2 separate regions of the Homo sapiens genome follow, and region 1 is linked to region 2. A link is a loop called in an ENCODE intact Hi-C map of the cell type or tissue named here. Cell type or tissue: ovary. All regions are shown on one strand. Each heading gives the region's core, and the rest is flanking DNA. Links, peaks and the distances in the headings are about the cores only. Region 1 overlaps SESN1 (sestrin 1). Region 2 overlaps ARMC2 (armadillo repeat containing 2).

Region 1 (11,860 bases), core at 2,093-10,092, 140 kb after region 2:
AGAGAGATAACCGCTATTAGTATTGGGACATACAGTCACGTGTCACATAATAACATTTTGGTCAACAATGGACCATATATACTATGGTCATCCCATAAAATTATCATGCAACATTTTTACTGTGCCTTTTCTATGTTTAGATAACACAAATACCATTGTGTTACAATTGCCTATTCATTACAGTAATGTGCTATCGAGGTTTGTAGCCTAAGAGCAATAGCCTAGATATGTAGTAGGCTATACCATCTATGTTTGTGTAAGTACATTCTATGATGTTTGCACAATTATGTAATTGCCTAACAATGCATTTCTCAGAATATATCTGTCATTAAGCAACACATAACTGTATATATGTGTGTATATATGTATATACCTTCTAGATTTAAAATATACATTAAAAATAGTTTAATTTTAATAAAACATTTGGCCAAGATGCTAAAAATGAAATGAGAAAATTATAAATATTGATAATTTGTTTCTCTACTAAAATCAAGAGCTTTCTCTGTCATTGAAAAGCTCTCATCTCAACATTGTATTCAGTGGGTTAAATTTTTAAAATAAATTGCTATAAATTATGTAATCATTTGTGGGTAGCTCTACAATAGCCAAAATACATAAGAATTATGGTTTATAAAGTGAAAAAAGACAAAATTATTTCATCTGTTCCTTATAAATAACACAAAATTGATAGTAAAGTACACCAACTTGACTTTGGGTGATCTGAATAAAATTTGGGTTTGCTTAATATTTAATCTCACTCCTTATTCATTTGACAATGCTCATTAAAGTTTTGGGATTTGCTTTTAATTCTCTTTCCCCTCAAATCATAGACACAGAAGAGATTTGACTCACAGCTCACTAGAGAAGTATCAAATGATGAAAAGAAAGCTGACTGCCATTTCCTACCTTTTGGACAAATGCTGTTTTGCTTTTAGTACCAAGAATGGGAAGTAAAACATTTCCTAAAGTTGCATAGGAATAATGGTTGACAAGAGTCATGGAGGAAAGGAAGAACGAGGAAGATGAAGAAGCTGCTAGAGCCAGGCAGGCCTCTCCCACTGAGGCATGGTGAGCCCCACCTAGTGAGGGGGCAGGCACTGGGGTAGAGCATCTATTGTTCAGGCTGGTGTGAGGCTCCTTTATCTGGAGAATGGTTGCAAAGGTAGGAAGAAGTCGAGACTGGACTCATACTATCACTAGCTGAAGCACACTCTATTCTGACATTAATCAGGTTTCTAAGCATATACCCTAAATCACAGCTCTCTTCATAGTATGCAGGAAGGACTCTTTTCCTAACTCCTAGCTTCAGGAGATAGGTTGTTAGGGTAATGGTTCCCAATGGCTTTTAAAATGGTTCCTAATGATCCTCCTGGTATTCACTCTTTTCTGTAATCTGTTCCTTTTGAGTATGGACTAAACCTAGTTGGCTGGTTTCTAATGAAGTGATTAAGGTAAAAGTTATGGGATGTTTTTTCCAAGATTAGGCTATAAAAGACTGTGATTTCTGTCTTGCTGGCACTCTTTCTCAGGCTAATACTCTCTCCAGCTCCTCACGTTTCCTTTGAAGAAGCAAATGGAAAGGCCCATGTGGCAAAGAACTGAGGGTGGCCTCCAGCTAACATAACTAAGAACTTGAGGCCCTCAATCCATTAGCCTGCAAGGAACTGAATCTTACATCATCTGAATGAACTTGGATGAAAACTCTTCCCAATTTGAGCCTTCAGATGAGACCATGGCCCTGGCAGATACTGTAATTGCAGCTTTATAGGAGACCCTGAAACAGGGATCCCAGCTAAGGTGTAAGCAGATTCCTAATTCACAGAAATTGTGAAATAATAGTTGTGTGTTGTTTTAAACTACCAAATTTGTAATGAGGCTATAAAAAACTAATTCAGTTGTTAAAAAAATAAAAGCTCCTCAACACCCCCTCCCCGACCCCAGAGGGAATGACTCTGAGGGTCTTTTTCCTCGGCTTGTGGAAGCCTCTGCAGTAACCACCTAAGCCTGGACCCTGCTCCTCCCTTTGGCATGACTGACACTTTCACAAATTAGGTCCTCTCCAGTTCACTGCATAGTCTCTCTCTGTCATCCAAGGGCTTCTGCACTTTCCCCAACATCTGAAATAAATAATATGATGTTTGAGCAAACTTCCTAGTTCCATGCTTCAGTGACCAGACCAGATTGGAATCTAAGTGCATGTGTGGTTTCTAAGATAAATCATCCATCTTTATTATGTATCACTAATTGTACTGTGGTTTGCAGCTTCAATTTACTATTTACCAACTAGTATGAAAACAGTTCAGTATTTTAACAAGTACTGCTGTGCCAATGCATACTGGCTGAATATCAGTCCTAGTTTATGCTGTAAGTTTAATTTGCTTGATAAGAATCTACTTTCTTTCAATAAGTTTTCAATACAGTATAAGTGTATGAGTTTGAATGTCAAGCATAGTAACATTCTAGGGAAATTTCAATTCTTTAATGTAAATTTTACAACTTCTTTTGGCCATCTCAGTCTTTAAATTACGAGGGTATTACTTTATGGAAACTTGTTTTATTGGAATTGTTTTATTTATAATGCCCATCAATGTAGTGAGGAGCTTTGACACAAGTTATAGTTACATGTTCATACAGGCACTGACAGATGGCGCAAGGAAGATAAAAGGGGGCCACAAAAAGGAAACAAAAATGAGGCCAAAACTTAGTCTGCAGGAAACAACAACAGAACATTAATTACTTCCAGCCAGTCATCCGAGATTTGGTTTAGGCATGTTTGGGATAGAGGCAGTGTATACTTGTGTAAATGACAGACAAACTGAGAATAAAAGTTAATTATTACAGTAAAATTTATTTGCTGTATTAAGCTGTCTTTATTATTCCAACCCATCCTGATCTTTCCTTGCTCTGAATTACAGTCATGCTTCACTTAATGACACAAATATATTCTGAGAAATGTGTTGTTATGTGATCTAATCTTTGTGCAAAAATCATTGTGTGTGTTTACACAAACCTAGAGGGTAAACTCTACTACACACCTAGGCTTTATGGTAGAGCCTATTGCTCCTAGGCTGCGAACTTCTATAGCATGTTGCTGGACTGAATATTGTAGGCAGTTCTAACACAACGATAAGTATTTTTGTATCTAAACATATCTAAACATAGAAAAAGTACAGTAAAAATATATTATAATCTTATAGTACCACTATTGTATATGCAGTCTGTTGTTGACTGAAATGTCATTATGTGACACATGACTGTACTGTATCACCCTACATTTCACATACTTTTTCCCCATTGATTTTGTTTTCCAATACAAAAATAATACATGCTCACTGTAAAAAGCAAAAACAAAAAAACCAAAAAACTCTAGGAAAATAGACTAGTGATTAAGAACAGAGACTTAGAAATCAGACATGCCTTCTCGACTCCAGTATTCACTATTTAAGTTCATCTTTCTGGGTCTGTTTCCTCATCTATAAAAACTAAAACTCACCTCCCAGAATTGTTGTAGGTATAAAATTGGAGATTGCAGGGAAATGAGACTTCAGACAAAGTGCACAGATAGTTGTGTAAACTCATCCAGAATATGAATGTAAACCCCAAATATAAAAAGACAATAGTATGGCATGAACTGAGTTTTGCAGATCTGGTGTGACCCACATGATCAGACAGTGTCACCAGCAGCTGCACCCCACCTTTGGGAACCCTGGGGTCCAAGGAAAGAGCACTAAGGTGGCTGCAAGTACTTCTTCTCAATGAGAATGCCTAGGAGCTTCCCGTTTCCTTGACTAAATAAATCAGAAACTTAATCTAACATTATAGTGAGTGGGTTCATGCATATTTGTGTACTTCTTTTGTTTGGGAAAGATCTCTTCCTCAAAACCTGTAACCCATGGAAACACTGCAAATGTTATATGTAAAATGCTTACCACAATGCCATATGGTAAGCACTCAATACATTTAAGTGATTTTAATTTTTTTAATTCATTAAACAAGTCATATCAAAAATTAATTACTAATGATTACCATTATTCAAAGAAAAATTTAAATCACCAATAACTCTATTTCTAAAAGAGAACTATGGTTAATATTTTGGTGCATGAGTTTCCTGACTTTTCCCTCTTCTCTATAATAATAAATATTTTACATACTATTTTAAAGCTGTCTTTTCTATTTAAATTTGTATATTTATTTCTTTTCCTATACATACATTTTAAAACAATTTTCAATAATTACAATAAGTTCGTGACCAGCCTAGGAAACATAATGAGACCCTGTCTCTACAAAAAACTTAAAAATTGGCTGGGTGCAGTGGTGTGCATCTGTAGTCCCAGCTACTTAAGAGGCTGAGGTGGGAGGATCACTTGAACCCAGGAGATTGAAGGTGCAGTGAGCTATAGTCACACTGCTGTGCTCCAGCCTGGGTGATGGAGTAAGACACTGTCTCAAAATAAAATAAAATATAAATATAAATAATAATCCTTTATGTCTATAATCCCTGCTGTTTGATATTTAATTACCCACTTGTATATAAAAGACATATAGATAATACATTTATATCATAAATATATTAACATGTACACACTTTTAAGGTTTGGACTAATATTCAAACTGCCCTCTAGAAAGTCTGGCTGTATGATGCACTGTCCCACCAACAGCTGCACTGTTGTCAACACAGTACCATAAAATTTCACATTTTTAGCCAGTCTTAATTTGTTCTTCGATTTTCATTACAAAATTCTTAAGGGCAATAGTTGTTTTCTTTTGTTTTTACATCCCCCACAATGCCAAAACAGTGTCAGACATAAAGAAATATTTTAAATGAATTCTAACCTTATCTTTAAAAAGCATATTTATTTCAGCCTTAGGTGGAGAGGGAGGTCTGCTATAGAGGTGCTGTGGGATTCAGGAAAAAAAATAACAACCCTGTAATTCTGTATTTTAACAAGAGAAAGGAGCTAATCATAATTTAGTCTCATTCTGACCAATTAAAATAATATATTGTATGAAATGAAAGAATATTTATCTCAAGGTTTGAATCTTCATATATTACTATATATCTACTTCCAAATTCAAAGAGGGAGCCATCAAAGACCATTGTAGACTGGAATTGGATATTTCTTTATCGGAATAATTACCACTAAGAGAATAAAAATAAACACACTTCTGATAAATTCTCATTGCCTGGTGGAAAGGCTAAATGCAATTCTAGCCTGGGGTCAAATTTTTGCTTATAAAGTTATTTTTCTGTGCTAAACTGAAAAAAAAAAAAAGAAACAAAAGGGATTGTCTGATATTCATACTCTAATATTCAATACAGGCCCAATCATGCAAGATACGTTTAAATCTTTAACACCTAAGGAAGATGAATTAAGCTTTAATGTAGTATTTAAGAAAAAAGCAGGTGTCACTAATGAGGTATAACAGTTAGACTTTCCATCTTCCTTGACAAGGTCAGTTGCCAAAATCATTTTGTTTCATCATGTTATAACAGATTTTTAGCGCACATATCAAAACTCTGACCTAACAAATGGTATGCAAAAGGACAAAAATGGCATTTACTCTTATAAATTTGCAAATATTTTGTGCTTAATGGTACTGTCATAATAGGATTTACAATTAGAAAATCTCAATGAGGTATTTTAAAATCTAATTTAAAACATATAAGCAACAAAGTTAAAAATGCTTCAACAATTATGTTGGTTCGGGTACCCAGTTCAAATTGAGTAATTTCTGAACATTATATAACTTAGGTGAGTTTGCTTTTTAAGAAATCAAGACTAAAATGTTACAATTTATGAAATAAATGCTGAATTATGAAAGGGATGCAAAAAAGTACTTTTCTACATTGTTTAAACACAATCCTTTATGATTCTAATGATAATTTTCCATAATAACTGAATAAAAGAATAAGTTGAATCTGAAGTATGCATGAGCATACAAATGGGAGAATGATTTCTGTATGAGCTCAATGTAATTATACAACCTAGGCTTGATTTCTAAAGACAATTGAGGCTCCTTTTCTTTTTAGCTATAAACAACTTGCTGTATGATATGTAATGCAAAACCGTATTTTGGGAGATTTCAAACATTTATAATCCACAGGAAAAATACTCAACACTCCTACACTATTTTTTCAAGCCCACAATAGTGCAGTCTTTCAGCTATAAAGCCAGAAGCCAGTTATAAAACCAGTACTTTTCCACTAGAGTTACTTGTGGGGCGGGGAAGGGGACGTTCAGCACTGCAAACGTTAGGGTCTAAAATAAGATCATTGCAAGGAGTTACTACAACACTTGCACTGCCAGCACTGTCATGGCAACAATGAACTAGCTAGGAGAATGCTCTTTTAACTTTCAAAGCTAATCTTGAGTCTATTGCTCATGGAAATATACCAAATTTTCTTTTAGGTAGTGCATTAAATAAATCATCTTACTAGGAATCTCTTAATATAAAAATAAGCCTTTTATACACCATATTTCCAGGATCTCAGTCCATAGAATCCTTGCGATCAGGCAACTTTTATAATGACAACATAATGAAAATTATACACCACAGTGAAACATGAAGATTCAGTAGGGTTCAAATCAGTTTCAACATGGGTCAAGGTTTAAATAAGAACTTGATATGCAACTTAATAACATCTGAGAATGTGGTTTCCCCTAGAAAAGTTTTAAGTTTTACCTTGAAGGAAAACAATTTGGGAAAGAAAGTAATATATTTTTACTGTTAGGAATCTTAACGTTAAATTTTTATTCAGATAATGAGGTATAATGTTGGAAAGCACAGACTCTTGAGTCTCACAGCCTGGGTTTTAAACCTGACTCCTCCTCTTACAGACTGAGCATCCCTAATCCAAAAATCCCAAATCCCAAATGCTCCAAAGTCTGAAACATTTTGAGAACTGACACGACACCCCAAGTAGAAAAATTCCACACACAAGTACTTAATACAGACTATTTCATGCACAAAATTATTCCAAGTATTGCATAAAAATTACCTTCAGATTATGTGATAAGGTATATATAAAACAGATATATTTTGTGTTTAGATTTGGGTTACATCCCGAAGATATCTCATTATACATATGCAAATATTCCAAAATCCAAAAAAAAAAAATCTGAAATCTGAAACACTTCTCGTCCCAAGCATTTTGTTCTGTTTTGAAACAAGGCCTCCCTCTGTTGCCCAGGCTGGAGTGCAGTGGTGCAATCTTGACTTACTGCAGCCTTGACCTCCTGGGCTCAAGCAATCCTCCTACTTTACCTCCCAAGGAACTGGGACCACAGGCATGCATCACCATGCCCAGCTAATGTTTGTATTTTTTGTAGAGATGAGGTCTCACTATGTTGCCCAAGCAGGTGTTGAACTCTGGGCTCAAGCAATCCAACAAAACCCTGGGATCACAGGTGTGAGTCATGGTGCCCAGCCTGGTCTTAAGCATTTTGGATAAGACATATTCAACTTGCATTAGCTATGATAACTTGGGCAAGTTTTTAACCCATCTGGGCCTTGTTTTTTCTTGACAGATAAAATGGGAATAAAAATATCTACTCATACAATGTTGGGAAGGTTGAATGAATTATTACATGAAAAGGGCTAAGGGTTAGGTGTGGCATACAGAATGCCTTTTCTTCTTGTTTTCAAAAGCATACAGACTGCTAATGGCTCTTTAAGACAACTTGATTCCAATCCCATGGCACATTTTAAAGCAGACAGGAAAGTCTGGTGCCACCTCTGCCCCTCCCCTCCCATCCACCCCAATTCACAGAAGATAAACTAGGCAGGCATTGGGAGCTCAGCAGGAGCCCCAAAGACACCTGCCAGATATTACCAAGCAAATTCAACCTTGCTTAGTTCCTTTCTTCTAAATTATATCAGGCTGTCTGATACAGAAAGCACTGTTTTGAAGACTTTCTGCTTAGTATGTCAAGCTCCCATTGGGGGAAGCACAGTAGAAACACTGATAGGGCAGCTCTAATGTCCTCATTAAACCGTCAAGGAAAGAAACTTCTGTAGTAGATAACTTGCTTGGAGTACTAGACATGAATCAACCAGGAGCAGAGTATTCGGTTGCTTACTGGCAATACCGGCATACAAACAATCACTTGCTTTCCTATATTATGTGTCCCTGAAGACACGTTGAAATTTAAATGTTTATAAGTGAAATAAGAGACTAACTCAGTGTAAGGGAAATCCAGTTCCCAGAGAGCTAAAACAATATTTATAAAATCCTTGTAGTTCCTAGAGGCACTATTTCCCCTAGGACCAATGAACCTTTAAAGTAGCTTAAAACTTTCTCAGTTGGCTGGAGACTTGGGGGCTCTAAGGGCATATAGTGCTAGAGGGCTCAACTTCCTATCTCCTCCCCTAGAGGAAGGAGGCAGAATAGAATACTAAGTACTCACATTCACTGAGTGCTTACTGGGTTCCAGTAAGCATTGCTCATAACTCTGTAAGGGAACTGAGGCTTAAGGAGGTTATGTAACTTGCCCAGTCACACAGTTTGGCAGAGCAGGACTTAAACCCGGTCTGACTAACTTCACAGCCCATGGTCTTGACCATTATCCTCCAATGCTGTCCAGGTACTGAAGCACAAACTTTGGCCATGGGTCTCTCCATGTGCACTTGATCACCTGGATGATCCATGCAGCTGCCTCTCTGCAACCTCTCCCTGCTGGTGCCATGCTGGCATACCAGAATGATGCTGGACTCCAATGAAGGGCTGGTTGCTCCAGATCTGCTGTCACTTTGGGCAACTACTAACACTTACACTGGGGCAGTGGTACCCTATGACACGATGTATTAAAATGGAATTTAATGTACAAAAGGCAATTAGGGATTTTCAATACATGTGGATAAAGTGCGGGATGTATGAAAGTCAATCACGTAAAAATCAAGCGTATCCATTTCTAAACTAATGGCAGTTTCAAGTTTGACTCATTAGATGGAAGATCTAGATCAAATGCATCATTATCATCACCATCACAATCATCACCAATATTTGTTGTGCACTTACTATGTGTTAGGTTTACTTCTACATGCTTTACACGTTCAAATAATTCTCAAACCCACTGTATGAAGTATTATTATTATTTTACAGATAAGTAAACAAAGGTTCAAAGAGTTTATTCACAGTTAAATTTGTACAGTATACTAAAGTTTACAAAATGGTTTACCAATGTCATCTCTTAATTTTTAGAACCATACCACAAGGGAGATAATAAAATGTCAATTACTAGATGAGGAAACTGAGACTGTAGAGGTTAATTTATTCATGAGCACATGGCCAGTAAGAAAATTCAACATGACCTTTACACCATTCTGAAGTAAGATCTCTAGTCAAAGTGAGACTGTGGATACTTAGAATAGATGGTTAGGAAATAAAGTAAATCAGAAATAAAAAGTTTCTTTTGTTTTTTAAAGTATAACCTTTATTAAACTTAAGTGAAATACATAGCCTTTTCTTTCCCATGTCAAAAAATAGATAAGCATAGGGTTTGGCAGATAGTAGATACACACACATACACAAATCTAATGAATGAAATGAGAAGAAATGATTCATTAGGTTCAATGGTAAAATTTACATTGTCTCAACAAAATTTCAATTTTTCATACTCAGAATGACTGTCATCAACAAAGGTCATATGTTATAATTTAAGTCAGTCAATGTATACCTTAACTTGTTCAATGAGAAAGTAGATACATCTTAATTTGAGGTATAATCACTATCAATGACTTTGAGAGATCTTACACTGTGAGAAAACCTGTCTCCCTAACATTTAAATTACTTTTTACTTTTGAAAGGCTTCTCTTAAATATGTCCTTCGGTACCATTGAACATATCACTCTACCACTATTTTGCAAGGCTCAGTTTTTATCACATGATTGGAAGAATGTCTTGCTGTGTTTAGGCTATGAATAGCATTTGAAAAATTACTCAGTTATAATTATAGACAGCTAACACCTGCCAACTAGCTAGAAAATGAAATCATGTAAAATTTAAAGACAAGTGTGCAGTGCTTGTCAAACACAGAGGTATCAAAACAGTAAATGCTCACTTTTAGTAAGGTAAAGATTCTAATTACACTTTACTGAATATTACAATAAAAGTAAAAATTATCCTACCCATATGTTTAATTTTTCAAGGCATATATATTTGTCAGTTTGTCAATTTAAACAACTTTCAAGTTAAAATACTAAATTAATACTATTCACTAAATGAATATGTATATTCAATGAATGATTATATATACATATTAAAGTTTATTTGGGTAATATAAACCACAAAGCTCATGTCATAAATTTTTTTCCCTTTAGTATTGTTTAAAAGCTTAGGAATTAGGCCAGGCACAGTGGCTCACGCCTGTAATCCTAGCACTTTGGGAGGCCGAGGCAGGCGGTTCACTTGAGGTCAGGGGTTGGAAACCAGCCTGGCCAACATGGTGAAACCCCATCTCTACTAAAAATATAGCCGGGCATCGTGGCGGGAGCCTGTATTCCCAGCCACTTGGGAGGCTGAGGCAGGAGAATCGTTTGAACCCTGAGGGGGAGGCTGCAGTGAGCTGAAATCACGCCATTGCACTCCAGCCTGGGCAACAAGAGCAACAGTCGGTCTCAAAACAAAAACAAAACAAAAGAAAACAAAACAAACAAACAAAAAATAAATAAAAGCTTAGGAATTGTCCTAAGGTGATTTTATAATAAATGAAAGAATGTATAATTCTAAGAAGACCTCTAACTTTTAAAATTAAAAATAAGGTAATATTTATGTAAAATATAAAGCTAAAAGTATCTAGTTTTTCCAAGGTAATTCCCTATTTCATTACAATCTATCAGATTTCTTTATATAAAAGACATTAGAACATGAGAAGACAGATAATTATTATGTTGCCAAATTTAACATGAATTTTTTTGTTACAAACTAAAGGTTGTTTTTAATCTATTTATTTGAAAAGTGTGCCACAAACTGTGAGTCTACTCGTAATAGACAGATTTTAATAATAAAATACCAACTGGGAAAATCTAATAAATGCTCCTAATAGTCATCCTACAGAAACTCTCAAAGTATCTCCAGCGAAAAACGCACTTTTAAAAAAACAAGCATCTTTTAAAGTTTTTTTTTCTTTTATACAGTAACTTTATGGTACATGTATCTTTATTGACACTGGCTTATCAGTGTAGCAACCAACAGAAAAAAAAAAAAACAAGCATAAAAATAATGTTCCCATAGTGTGACTATCTAGCTAAGGATTTCATACCTAAATTTCTAGTGTGTCAATGCCCCTAGAAATACAATCACTGGCCAGGCGCAGCGGCTTATGCCTGTAATCCCAGCACTTTGGGAAGCCGAGGCAGGCAGATCACAAGGTGAGTAGATCGAGACCATCCTGGCTATCATGGTGAAATCCCGTCTCTACTAAAAATACAAAAAATTAGCTGGGTCTGGTGGCGGGCACCTGTAGTCCCAGCTACTTGGGAGGCTGAGGCAGGAGAATGGCGTGAACCCCGGAGGCGGAGCTTGCAGTGAGCCGAGGTCGCACCACTGCACTCCAGCCTAGGTGACAGAGTGACACTCCGTCACACACACACACACACACACACACACAGAAATACAATCACCAAATATTCTGAAGAATCCTTGAAATCTGATTTCCTGAGTATATTCTGCCAGCCTAATTAAAGTACTAAGTAATTTCTTTAAGGTCATTTCAAATCTTTCTCACTTAATGTAGTAAATGTGAGCTAGAAACAATGTGTCAAAGTAAACCCTATTTTCCACTGACTTCTATTTAAAAATTTAGATATTTTACCATCGTGTGAAAAAATAAACTGATTTGAGAAATTCTGACAAAGCAGA
Region 2 (11,860 bases), core at 2,505-10,504:
TTTGCGAGTTTATGGACCAAATAATTTATGTATATACTAACAGTATTTTAATCTGAAGCTTTGTGTTTGTTTTGTTAACCATATTAAGACCACCCCAAAACATAATCTCTGTTTGTTACTGACTAGCATTGAACTTATCTTTACCCAGCCAAAGACTTCTGCTGAGAATTATTAAATTTGTCAGATTTAACCCCAGCTTTAGCCTCCCAAGTAGGGATTACAGGCATGTGCCACCACACCTGGCTAATTTTTTTTTTTTTTTTTGGTAGAGACAGGGTTTTGCCATGTGCTGGGATTACAGGTGTGAGCCACTGTGCCTGGCCCAAAAGAATTCTTTTACATGTTATACTCAAAAGAGATCTATTTATATATTTTATTTTATAATTTAATGTTATGAATTTTAATTATAATTTTATTTTCCCATTACTACCTTTTTTTTTTTTTTTTTTGCTTTGGTGCTTTGATCTTGGGTGATTTAGGTGTCTTTAATTAGAGAAGATTTATTTGCCTTGCCATTAGAATTTTCAAATATGGACAAAAGAAAATACTTCTGTTTAACAGTTTGATTTCAAGTTATGTTATAATCTATAATTTTTTTAAGGAAGAAAATTCATTAATTGAGTACTCACAAATAGTGCTATTGTTTTCTAGCATTACTAATAGATACTTTTGTTTCTCTGATTGGAGCTTAGATGATGGCCATATGGAATAAACCAACAAAAATCCTGGTACCTCACCAATATGAGAGACTAGAGATATCAGTATGGCTAAGAGTATGCTTTTTCTAGTTTGAGTAACTAAATGTCCTAAAGTTTTTTTTTGTTTTTTAAAATAAAGATGAGGTCTCACTATGTTGCCCAGGCTGGCCTGGAGCTCTTGGGCTCAAGCAATCCTACCACTTCAGCCTCCCAAAGTGCTGGGATTACAGATGTGAGCCACTGCGCCCAGCCTAAAAATCCTAAAGTTTAAATTGGCATAAAATTTTACTATACTTTTCACTAAACTAATTTTCACGTTAGACCAATGGTTATCTGAAAAGCAAAACTCATGTTTAAGAAACCACATTTTTCTCTGTTGATGTATATTACAATTTTATGTTCCTATTGATGTGGTTTGGATTTCTGTCCCAGCCTAAATCTCCTGTTGAATTGTAATCCCCTGGATTGGAGGTGGGGCCTGGTGGGAGGTGATTGGATCATGGGCGGAGTTCTCACGGATGGGTTAGCACCATCCCCCTGGTGCTGTTCTCGTGGTAGTGAGTGAGTTTTCTTGAGATCTGCTTGTTTAAAAGTGTGTAGCACCTCCCCCTGCTCTCTCTCTTCTTCCTGCTCTGGCATGTAAGATGTGCCTGTTTCTCTTTCACCTTCCGCCATGATTGAAAGTTTCCTGAGGCCTCCCCAGAAGCTGAGCAGATGCCAGCAGCATGCTTCCTGTACAGCCTACGGAACCATGAGCCAATTCAATCTCTTTTCTTGATAAATTATCTAATCTCAAGTATTTATTTGTAGCAATGCAAGAACAGACTAAAATACCTATTAAAATTATTTTAATTTCCAAAGAGGAATAGAGAGCACCTTGTAAACCATGTACAGTAACATGCTTATTCAGAACCATCAAAGAAATGCATGTTATCACTTTCATCACTAAACTTAATCATTGTGGCAAAAATCATATTCAAACATATTGCATGTTTCTCTTCCTTCTTAGAAGATATTAAAACTAACTTAACCTCTTGATACCAAAGGTCATTATTATAAGCATTAATTATTGCTGTAGAGACTGTTTGTCCCACATGTGAAGCCTGAGTCTGTTGATGAGGTTCTTTAAATGTCTGCATCTTCTTTGTAGATTTTCTCTCTCTTCTTTTTCTATTGGTTGCTACCTCCACCTTTGGTAGTCTTTACCTGCTTTTTTGCAATTATTTGTTTGCAATTAGCAAGGGAACCTCATAACCAAGCTTATTAAAATTAGCATGTAGTCCCAGCTACTCAAGAGGCTGAGGCAGGAGAATCGCTTGAACCTGGGAGGCAGAGGCTGCAGTGAGCCGAGATCGTGCCACTGCACTCCAGCCTGGGTGACAGAGGAAGACTCTATCTCGGAAATCAAGGACATGGACACACATGGAGTGAGGTTAACTGCGGAGGTTTAATAGGCAAAAGAGAGAGGAGAACAGCTCTCTCTCCTGCGCGTGAGAGAGGCACCCAAGTGGAACTTCTGGCCCATGCACAGGTATTAATAGACAGGCTTGAGGAGGCAATATCTGATCTACAGAGGGCCCAAAGATTGGTTGGACCAGGTGTGATGTTTACATAGCACGCAGGGAAGGTGGCCACCCCAACCTAATCTTCTTATTATACAAATGGTGTTTTTGCTTGGCCAGCACCATGTTACCTGCTCTTTACTGTACATGTGGCTAGCAAAGAGAAGGGAAGATGGAGCTGCCATAGTGGACATGCCTAGTCCCAGGTATTCTTTTTCCTATTGGCACAGCTGGCAGCATTCACCCGTGGAAGCTTCTAGCTTGCCTTTCTATGTCTGCAGCTTGATTTTACAGGCTGCTCTTTATTAGAAAAGAAATTATTTGGGGGCTGCTTTTCATTAAAAGGAAAACCTTACCGAGGACCTCCTTACCCTCACTATCTGCCTAAATAATTTCTTTTTAACTCCAGTATCAACACATAAGCCAGGCGTGGTGGTGCAAGCCTCTAGTGAAACTAGTTGTCCAGCTTGGCAACAAGGTGAAATCCTATCTCAGAGAGAGAGAGAAGACTGGCAACATAGACCTCATCTCTATAAACAAAAAATTAGCCGTGCGTGGTGGCACATGTCTGTAGTCCTAGCTACTTAGAAGGCTAAGGCGGGAGGATTGCTTGAGCCCAGGTTGCAGTGAGCCATTGATCACTAGCTAGCTAGCTAGACAGACAGACAGACAGACAGACAGATATTTTAGACTAAAAACTTTAAAATAAAATTGAATATGAACAGACTTAATGAGAAGAGCCTAAGGGGCTCTGATGAAATTTCTCTGTGACTTCTCCTCTTCAAAGCCAATTCCATATTTCAAGTTGTAGCTCTCTTGTCTGCTCCCCTGTGAGGCCTCCCAAGCAAGACCAGTCAATTTCTCCCTCATCAGTGCAACATTTTTAAGACTTTAACATAGCTGATACCCCCAGCTAGTACACTCAGAGCTAAGAACCCAAGCAGTATGCCTATGGCCTTAACCACTTCACTATTATTAAGAAAAACTATACAAATCTTAGCGATAAGGTATGGAATAGGTGGAGGCATGTCCTGACAAAGGCATGCCAGGGCATTGTTTAATGACCCAATCAGGGATTAATTCCCTAGGCCAACATATTGGTGTTTGAACTTGCTGTTTACTATTTGGTTAGATACCAGACACAATAAAGTTACATGTTAATTTGTAGGTTTCAATCTGGTAGACAGGATCACCTCAAAAGTTATGGTTTTATTACTTTGTAGGCATTTGTCAGGTTTGTATATAACCCAGAAATTTTAAGTGCTTGTAAATTCCCGGTTCTTCAGTTGTGCTTGGAACAAAGTTTACCGTGGTATCGGCCCCCTCATTAATGAGTTAAATACTTTTGAAGTGTGTTCATTTTATGAGCCCATGAGAGTCATGTTTTTAACTTTTAAAAAATTATACTTTGACTCAATACTTTTACTTATAATAAAGATTGAAATGTTGTAGTTTTAAGTCATTACTTTGATTTTTTTCCAGTAAGAAAAATACATAATTTATATTTTCCTCAAAACCAAAATATTTTAGAAGAGCAGGGAAAGAGTTTAGGCTACAAGGAAGTAGTTGTGTGTCCCAACCACTTCCTAAAATCATTAACCAGAAATTCCCATAAGTCTTCATAAACATTTCTTTAGTGGTTCTCCAAATGGTTATCATTATGCAGCTGCCCTATCCACTACTGCGAGTTCCTAAACAACACAGACTTTGTCCTGATAGACCGAGATGATGCTTGGCAAAGTAAGCTCATAAGTGCTGGAAGAAAGAATTTTGAGTGTGTGAAATGCTTTGGCACCTGTAAGGTGTTAAAAAATATTTTTTCTAGTACTCGAGTGCTTCTTCCTTAAATATGTACTTTCTTCTTCCTAGTTTGGAGGAAGAAATAATAAGAATTTTTTTCCCACAATTTTCACATGGGTGGGCTGCCATAAAAAGCAAAACAGAATCCCTTCAGACCAGCATGGCATCTTAGTTTCATGTTTCCCATGTCCCAGGTGGCCGATCAAATATGATTTGTTTTTCCTCTTAATGTTCTGATGTGAGTGTATTGATCTGCAGTGGTTAGACACTTTGCCGCAACTGGGATTTACTTGAATGTTGAGGCTTGGAACTGATTGTGGAGACCTGAATCAGCCTTCCAGCAACTTATTTAAACAGAATTATTACTTCCTATAATTATTTTTTTTTTCAGCTCCTGGAAACATCCCTGCAAGACTAACTTGGGTTGTAGAGAAATACTCTGGAAGCTTTGTAGTCTCTTAATATACACAGCCATTGCCAAGTGATTAGACAATCAGAAAGAGTCAGTAGACCTTCCCTGTTTTTGTTCTGGGAGGTTAGTATTGCTTCTGTCTTGAAAGCCTGAGGACTACATTTAGGATCAGCATAGGTTTCATTTTTCTAAGACACACTTTTAAATCAAATCATGTTTATGGCTAATCGCGTTTTCAAAAAACATAGAAACAGAAATCTAAAATGAACAAGAAAGAAAAGAAAAAAACCCTTTATAGTGATAAATGAAATGTCACCTACACATGCCTCTTGAACTGATCTTATCAGCGGATGGGGAGCTTCACAGGAAGCTGCCGGTCGCTGCTGCCGTCCACAGAGGGGGAAATCCTGTTTTGAACCAGGTAGCACCAGGGCCGTTTGCTGTTGGAAGAAGTAGAATATTTCCTCCCCATCTGCTGTTGTTTTCCATTAAAGGGGATAAAAATTAGAATTACATGAGAAGATACCAAAAGTCACAAAATTTTCCATTATTTTTACATTCTTTTTCTCTTGTCAAGGTAAAGTCTGATTTCAACATATGAGAAGTCTGAATATACTTTATATATTCGAGTATATAAAGTCTGAATCAAGTCCATCGACAGGAGGGGTTGTGGTGTGGTTTCACTTTTCTATACAACTGTGCTGTGAGGGGTATTGATGAGGAATAAGGATTTATATTTACAAGAATTCATATTATTTTTTAAAAAGCATTATTATAAAGACAAATAATGGGTATTCAAGTGGTGAGATTTCTAATTTTTTCTTGATTTAAATCAGAGTGGCTCCCCAACTTGGCTTATCATCAGATTTGCCTGGGGAGCTTTAAAAATACAGGTGCTTAGCTGGGCACAGGTGGCTCAGATTGGCCTGTAATCCCAGCACTTTGCGGCAGATGGATCGTCTGAAGCCAGGAGTTCGAGACCAGCCTGGGCAACATGGTAAAACTCTGTCTCTACAACAACAATTAAAAAAAAACCCACAAAAATTAGCTGGGTTTGGTGGCCCATGCCTGTAATCCCAGCTACTTGGGAGGATGAGGCAGGAGAATCACTTGAGCCTGAGAGAAGGAGGTTGCAGTGAGCTGAGATCGAGCCACTGCACTCCAGCCTGGTTACACAGTGAAACCCTGTCTCAAAAAAACAAAACAAGACAAAACAAAAGGAACCCTTAAACCTATTTTCAACTTAAAATTTGAGTTTAATTAAAAATTTTTTTAAATTAAAAATAGAAATACAGGTGCTCAGGCCCCACCCAGAGAGATTCTGATTCAGGTCTGGGATGGGGCCCAAGAACCTATTTTTAAGAGACTTCTCAAGTGACTCAAATGAACAGCAGGTTTTGAGACCCTATGGTTTAAGTTATTAAGGTGGTTCTTTAAAACCATTTTCTCCAGTATTGACAGCAGAGGGGTTCCCATAAAACCTCAAAAGATTTTAAAGTGATTAATCAAATCAGCCACACAGAGTCAGTCTTTCTCTACAGGAGCAGAGCTGACAGTGATTCTTCCTGACAAAGTAGGAACCAAGTTGACAAGACCCACCAGGTGCTAATGTAGGCTTCCCAGTAAGTGGTAAGAACCACTGGCCCTTTGCCTTTTGCACAGGCAGCTGAGGAATGATTTCTTAGCTGGAGAACACAGGATGGTACATTAGTCTTTTCCACAAATTTTCGCTGCCAGACTTGTGTCAAAATAAGTCCTGGGACCAAATCTAGTTTGAAAAAGGTGCTCATCACACTGATGAGGCTTCAAGCACTGGCCAGAGTGGCTCCCTCAGGAGAGATGGGCACAGGCTCTACTCCTCAGGACCCTTAGAGCCGCCTGTCCAAGGGAGGGTGCCTTCAGTTCAGTTGGCTAGACAAGCTGCGAGTTGCTGATTCATTTGTTAGTGAAACAAGCACCAAATTTCATCTTTAAAATAATTCCTGCAGATATCGTGTTTTGAGACAGTTCAGTATATACCCATATCTAAATGTTGTAGTTTGCAACAGTTAAATTGAGAGTGATGAGTTCACTTAGAATATGGTCCGCTTTACACCCCCTCTGTTTGCATAATGGCCCTCAGTGAAGTGGGCCTCCGTTTCCATCTGTATGTGATGGTTATGTGCATGGCCTGGGTTTCTGGCTCACCAACAGTCTCAATGAAAAGGCATCTACTCCTCCCAGCTCTCATAAATGACTTCCGCAGGGAGAGCAAGGGAAACTTCTTTGGCTCATATCTGTGTGGTTAATTTGTCCAAGATCCATGATGCAACTAGTAACTCCAGTTCCCACACACACAAAAACTGAGATGAAACAGCCTCTCGTTCGGCTTAATGCCGTATGAAAGCTAAACTTTAGAGTTAGGTAAAATATCTATTAAAAATGCTGGCCAAAATTCAATTAAATGACAAATCTCATTTAAGAAATGTGCACATATTGTCTGCTTTATGGTGTAAACTGCTTTTGGTACAAAACAAATGTGCAAGCAGATGGGCTTAATAACGAAGGAGGGAGTGGGGTTGCTATCAGCCTTTGGGAGGCAGAGCCTGCCTCAGGAGGCGCCTCTGACGTCAGTGTTGCTACATTTAGCATCTCAGGAAAATACATTTGGGTTTGTTTTTTGGAAGAACATGAAGGGATTTTCCCCATTTCTTCTGTAAATATCTACTAGGCAAGAGATCTGGTAAAATGCCTCAAATAAGACTTTCAAAAGACTGGCAATATTTTGCAAAGGTCATGATCAAAAAGAACAACCTTTGTCTACATTCCTATCACATGTGTCCATTGACCATTTAACTCTCTCCACGTTTAGATACGGTTAATTTCTTGTTTCTTTTACCACAGAGCTTCCAGATGCAGCAGGACTGTCGTCAGAGCCTTTGCAAACCCTGGGAACTGCCAGACTCATTCTTGGTTGTGCTGCTTTTAAAGTCCTACCTCTCTCATTCTGTTTAGACTTCTATAGGCATAAGCTGCTGTCTTCAGCCATGTATGCACAGTGAACACTGATTTGGAATGCTTAGCCATCGTGGTATCAGAAATGAGAGCTGGAATGTCTGAACAGTGTGGGCTGAAAGCAAAACCACCTCCATTTTTCTAGCTGTTCATCTTGAATGTGACCACAGCCTTTCAGCATTCCAGAGAGGTGCCTTCTCTTCCCCGCTATCCTCTTTGGGCCATCAAGGATTGGTTAGGAAGGTGCCCCCACCCCTTCCCCTGGTGCCTTTGTAGGGCGACTTGGCTCCCAGCTTGTCCTCTGCCTCCTGCCTGACAGGAGCACGCCCTATGGCTGTCTTCCCAGCCCCTCTGCAGGCACATTCCCAGCGGGTGCTGAGAGCATTTGGCTGAGCTTGCTCCTTTTTTCAGCCTTGGCCTTGGTCTGCGCCCCTGACCGGGCAGGCTGTACAATACGCCCTTAGCTTGTTCATTCTTTCCAGCTCCTGCCGGCTTTGCCCTTGTGGAACTGGCTCTTACCCCGCTCAGCACGGAACCCAAATGCCTGATTTATGTCTGCTGGCTTGAAAAAGAACTTAGCACAGTGAAATTCTAGCATTGGCCTGGTACTTTTGAGTGACATTCAGAGGCATATCGTGGGTGCTCAATAAATGATTGCTGATAGAACAGATAGATGGATGGAGGAATCAAGCGTAATCTCTTCTGGTTTTAAAATGATTTTCTACTTAGATTCTTGGCTTTGAGTCTCCAACATTTCAGATTCTTCGATTTTATCTAGTTAAACACGTAGGCAAACTCTTGACCCACTTTCAGTGCCCTATGGTCAGTTAGCATTTTTGCAGTAGTGCACAGTCTGTCTTCCAGTTTGCTAAAATTTATCTGTTCTTCAAGCCACCTGCAAGCTCAATTAATGTTTGAGTTTTGTTTGAGGGTGGTAAGTTGGATAAACAAAGCAAATTGTAAATCCTGATTCAGCTCTCAGGCACGAGAAGTTTGTAACCATATTTTAAACAGGGTATTTTGATTAATTTTCTGGTTAATAGAGAGTTCGGATTTTAAGTATATTTACATCCCCTTCCATTTCAACCCATTCTTACAAATTTTTCTAAAATGTGTTCCTTTACTTAGTGGAAGCAGTTCCCTCCTAAGTGGAGTCTGCTGAACATAGTTTATTCTTTCTGTGACAGCTTGATATTGTTTCTTCCCCACAGTCAACATTATGCACATGAGTTATTTTAAGGTACGGGAGGAAGGGTGTGGGAGTCGGGGAGGAATGTGTTCACTGTGGCTGGCCATGGGCAGAGAGTAATGTGAGGTAGCAAAGAAGTGGTTGCGTGGGGCCAGATGATGCATTAGATGCTGGCTTTGACATTCATTTAATAGGCAGTAGATGTTTTTGAGCAAAGGGAAGAGCTGTGCTTTAAGAAGTGGTGTTAGGGTTGATGGCAGAGGGAGGAGCCTGGAAAGGGCCTCTGACAACAGTCTACAGGCAGATTAGCCCAGGTCGGCATGGGCAGGAGGGAGCTGGGGAACATTTTGAGATGACAGAGTCGAGGAGACTTGGTGACTGCTTGGTGAGGGGATGAGATAGAGAGGAATCAGAGATGCTGGGGCTGGGGGACTGGGAAGATGATGATGATTAGCAATGAGGAGTTGGGCTGAAGGTGGTTTTGGAAACCATCTGTGTGTACAGAGATGATTGTTCAAGTCCTGCCTCTTCTCTTCACCAGTGTTTGACTTTGGGCTTACTTAATGAGTCTCCTGAAGCCTCAGTTTCAACATCTCTAAATAGGGGTAAAAATGTCTTTCATTGGCTTTAGGCCAATGTCTCTCCCATGGAAAGTAACATGCAACAGCTACTGCCAATGCTGCCACCATTGGAACTGGACATAGACCATCCTGGTGAGCAGTGCCCTGTTCCTGGTTTTATTCCAGTTAAAGTAATTTCATTCACAGGCTTGTGGGGCCCATTCAGATTGAGTAACTTGTTTGCTCATTGGGGCATAACATCTGCGAAACTAATGACAATATCCCTCAGGCTCTAACTGGAAAGCTCTGTTGAGGTCAGTCTTCTTCCTCTAAGTGTATCTGTTTGTCTAAGCTCTGGTTGGCCGTAGCTGTTGCTAGGCTGATTCTGTTTTAAGCAAAATTAGAAAGTCGATATGAACTGGTTATACTAGACTGCCTTCTTTAGGAAAAAAAAAAAAAGCTCTCTCTTGATTCATCTTCAGTTTGCTATTTCAAAATCACATAGTTATGATATGAATATGCAACATTGTGTTAAATTTAATAAAAATGCTATAAAAATGGAGTGTTAATTTATAGATGATTCTCAGATATTGTCTAAGAATAAAGGAGAGAATGTGTGCCTCAAAGGAGAGCTGCATATTGATGAAATCCTTTTCCGCTGTGGAATTGGTGCTCTCTCTAAATAGATGATTTTGGCCTTGGTTTAATTTTTACAAATCTTTATAGAATATTAAGTAATATTTTATAGACTTGAGATGGCTCGGGCTGTGGAACAGTAGATAATCTCTCCATGATCCTGCCCAACGCAGACCTTGGTTCAGTAGGGAGGACCTTGGAGTGCACGGTTTGGGAGCAGAGGCCACCCATGGTGAGGAGAGGGGCCCTAGAAAGCTGACTTGCTCAGCCTTCTTCAGGATTCCAGATGAGTCAAGACAAGCCCTGGCATGGAGATAAGAAAACACTACCTCTGCTGACCTCCTGTGAGATGGCTTCTATTTTGGCCTCTTCCAGGATCCCTAGGTCCATGTAGAATATATTTAAGAAGGGAGGGGAAAAAAAGAAAAGAAAAAGTGCCTTAGCTAACCCTGAAAAACAGGACAAAAACAGTAAGCAGAGATAGCAGTTGCTGGAAGTTTGGTGCTGCAGACGGCGCAATCTGCCATCCCATTTGTTGATCTCGCATGCCATGCTTCAGTTGGCACCGCGGCTGCCAGGAACCACCCCCTCCTTTTCCATCTGAAGCAGGAAAAGCAGTATTATAACAGTGTTAACTCTTCCTGCCCTACAGCCTAGAGCTTCTTCTTCTGCACTGGAGGCTTACTAATCTCGGCCACGTTAGGACCTACAGAGATGACAGAATCGAAGAATTTTAGAAGAGGAAGGGGCCTGAGGGAATTTTTAGAAAAAGAAAAGCAGCACTTAGTCTTCCCAGATTAGACTGCATGTGACAGTGGGGAGAGGTCATTTGAATTTTGAAGAATGATGACCACTAAGGAAATCTATTTTTTACCAGGATCTGATCTAAATCCTGGCAAATCAACACGGATAGCTGGAGGTGGGACAGGGCTGGAGAAGCCTACTGAGCTGGACTCAGAGAAAAGCAAGACCAGGTAGATGGAGGTGAAACGGCAAGGCCTAGGAAGAAAAAAAACAATCCAGCACCCTTAGAAGATGCCATGACATTTTAGGAGGTAAATTGTTTAGTCCTGGTAACAATTTAGGGTACAAAATGCAAATATTAATTAAATAAGCAATCACTTAAAATCACTCATAATGCCTTTCCTGTCTTGTTTAACATGCTTTTATGGAAATGGGAGAAGAGAGCCCAATTCCAGGAACATGGTGAAGTCCAAAACTTATTAACATCACTGTTATCAAATGTGCGAGGGAGATGGCGGTTTAGATTGTAAAAGATACTGTGAATAGCTTTATTCAGGTTAAAGAAATGGAAGTTATCATTTTTAGTGAATTAGTTAATTTGTATATATAAATGCTTAGGACAATGCCTGGCACATCATGAGTACTAATAAGTACTGTGTGTTAGTTGCTGCTGTTACTGTGCTGTTATTGTTATTAATTATTAGGATTTTCAGAACTAGAATTCATATAGTCTTTCAGCAGGAAACATGTATCAAAGTTCACACAAAAATTCTGTTTATAGTCCTCAGCTTAGAAAATATCAGATGAAGTTCTTCTTTAAGATGCTTAATTCTTGGAAATACCCTCTGTCCTGGTTGGAAAACTGATTTTCTGCTACTCTGTTGGGTCTGATCAGGGTGGAGGAGAAGCTACCAACTCAGAGCCCAGGGCAGGGCCTTTGCCACCAGGCATTACTTGAAGTAACCCTCTGTTTTATGTGAAATGGGATTCAAGTATTATAATCAAATTGTGTGTGCTTGTTTTAGACTTAAGGCCCATAAATATCCCATAGCTTCTTTAGGGAACAGTCAGGTAATTAAAGAATGAGAAGATGACCCCTGGCCCAGGAAGGAGATAGTCCCAGATGCTCTCTCAAACTAATCCTCTTCAAACTAAAAACAGGCCGGGCACAGTGGCTCACGCCTGTAATTCCAGCACTTTGAGAGGCCGAGGTGGGTGGATCACTTGAGGTCAGGAGTTTGAGGCCAGCCTAGCCAACATGGTGA

Evidence for each region. Peaks named below come from ENCODE experiments on the same cell type or tissue, not always from the same donor. Only the 100,000 strongest peaks of a DNase experiment are listed, where the experiment ranks them.
Region 1: it touches region 2 in a loop (5-fold over the local background); 23 of 110 quality-filtered maps call a loop at or near these places.

What each region holds. Positions count from the first base shown.
Region 1 is chr6:109,073,935-109,085,794 of GRCh38, forward strand. All of the region lies in intron 1 of SESN1 (sestrin 1), which reads right to left. Among named protein-coding and RNA genes, the nearest start is that of SESN1, 15 kb to the right of the region's middle. In ovary, for the core only: no CTCF peak of the experiment used is centred there; a DNase peak (open chromatin) is centred at 6,277; H3K27ac peaks cover 2,327 bases.
Region 2 is chr6:108,938,169-108,950,028 of GRCh38, forward strand. The region is part of intron 12 of ARMC2 (armadillo repeat containing 2); the gene reads left to right. Among named protein-coding and RNA genes, the nearest start is that of ARMC2-AS1, 20 kb to the left of the region's middle. RefSeq lists an enhancer at 7,193-7,749. In ovary, for the core only: no CTCF peak of the experiment used is centred there; DNase peaks (open chromatin) are centred at 6,779, 7,063, 7,403, 7,853 and 2 weaker places; H3K4me3 peaks cover 762 bases; H3K27ac peaks cover 6,648 bases.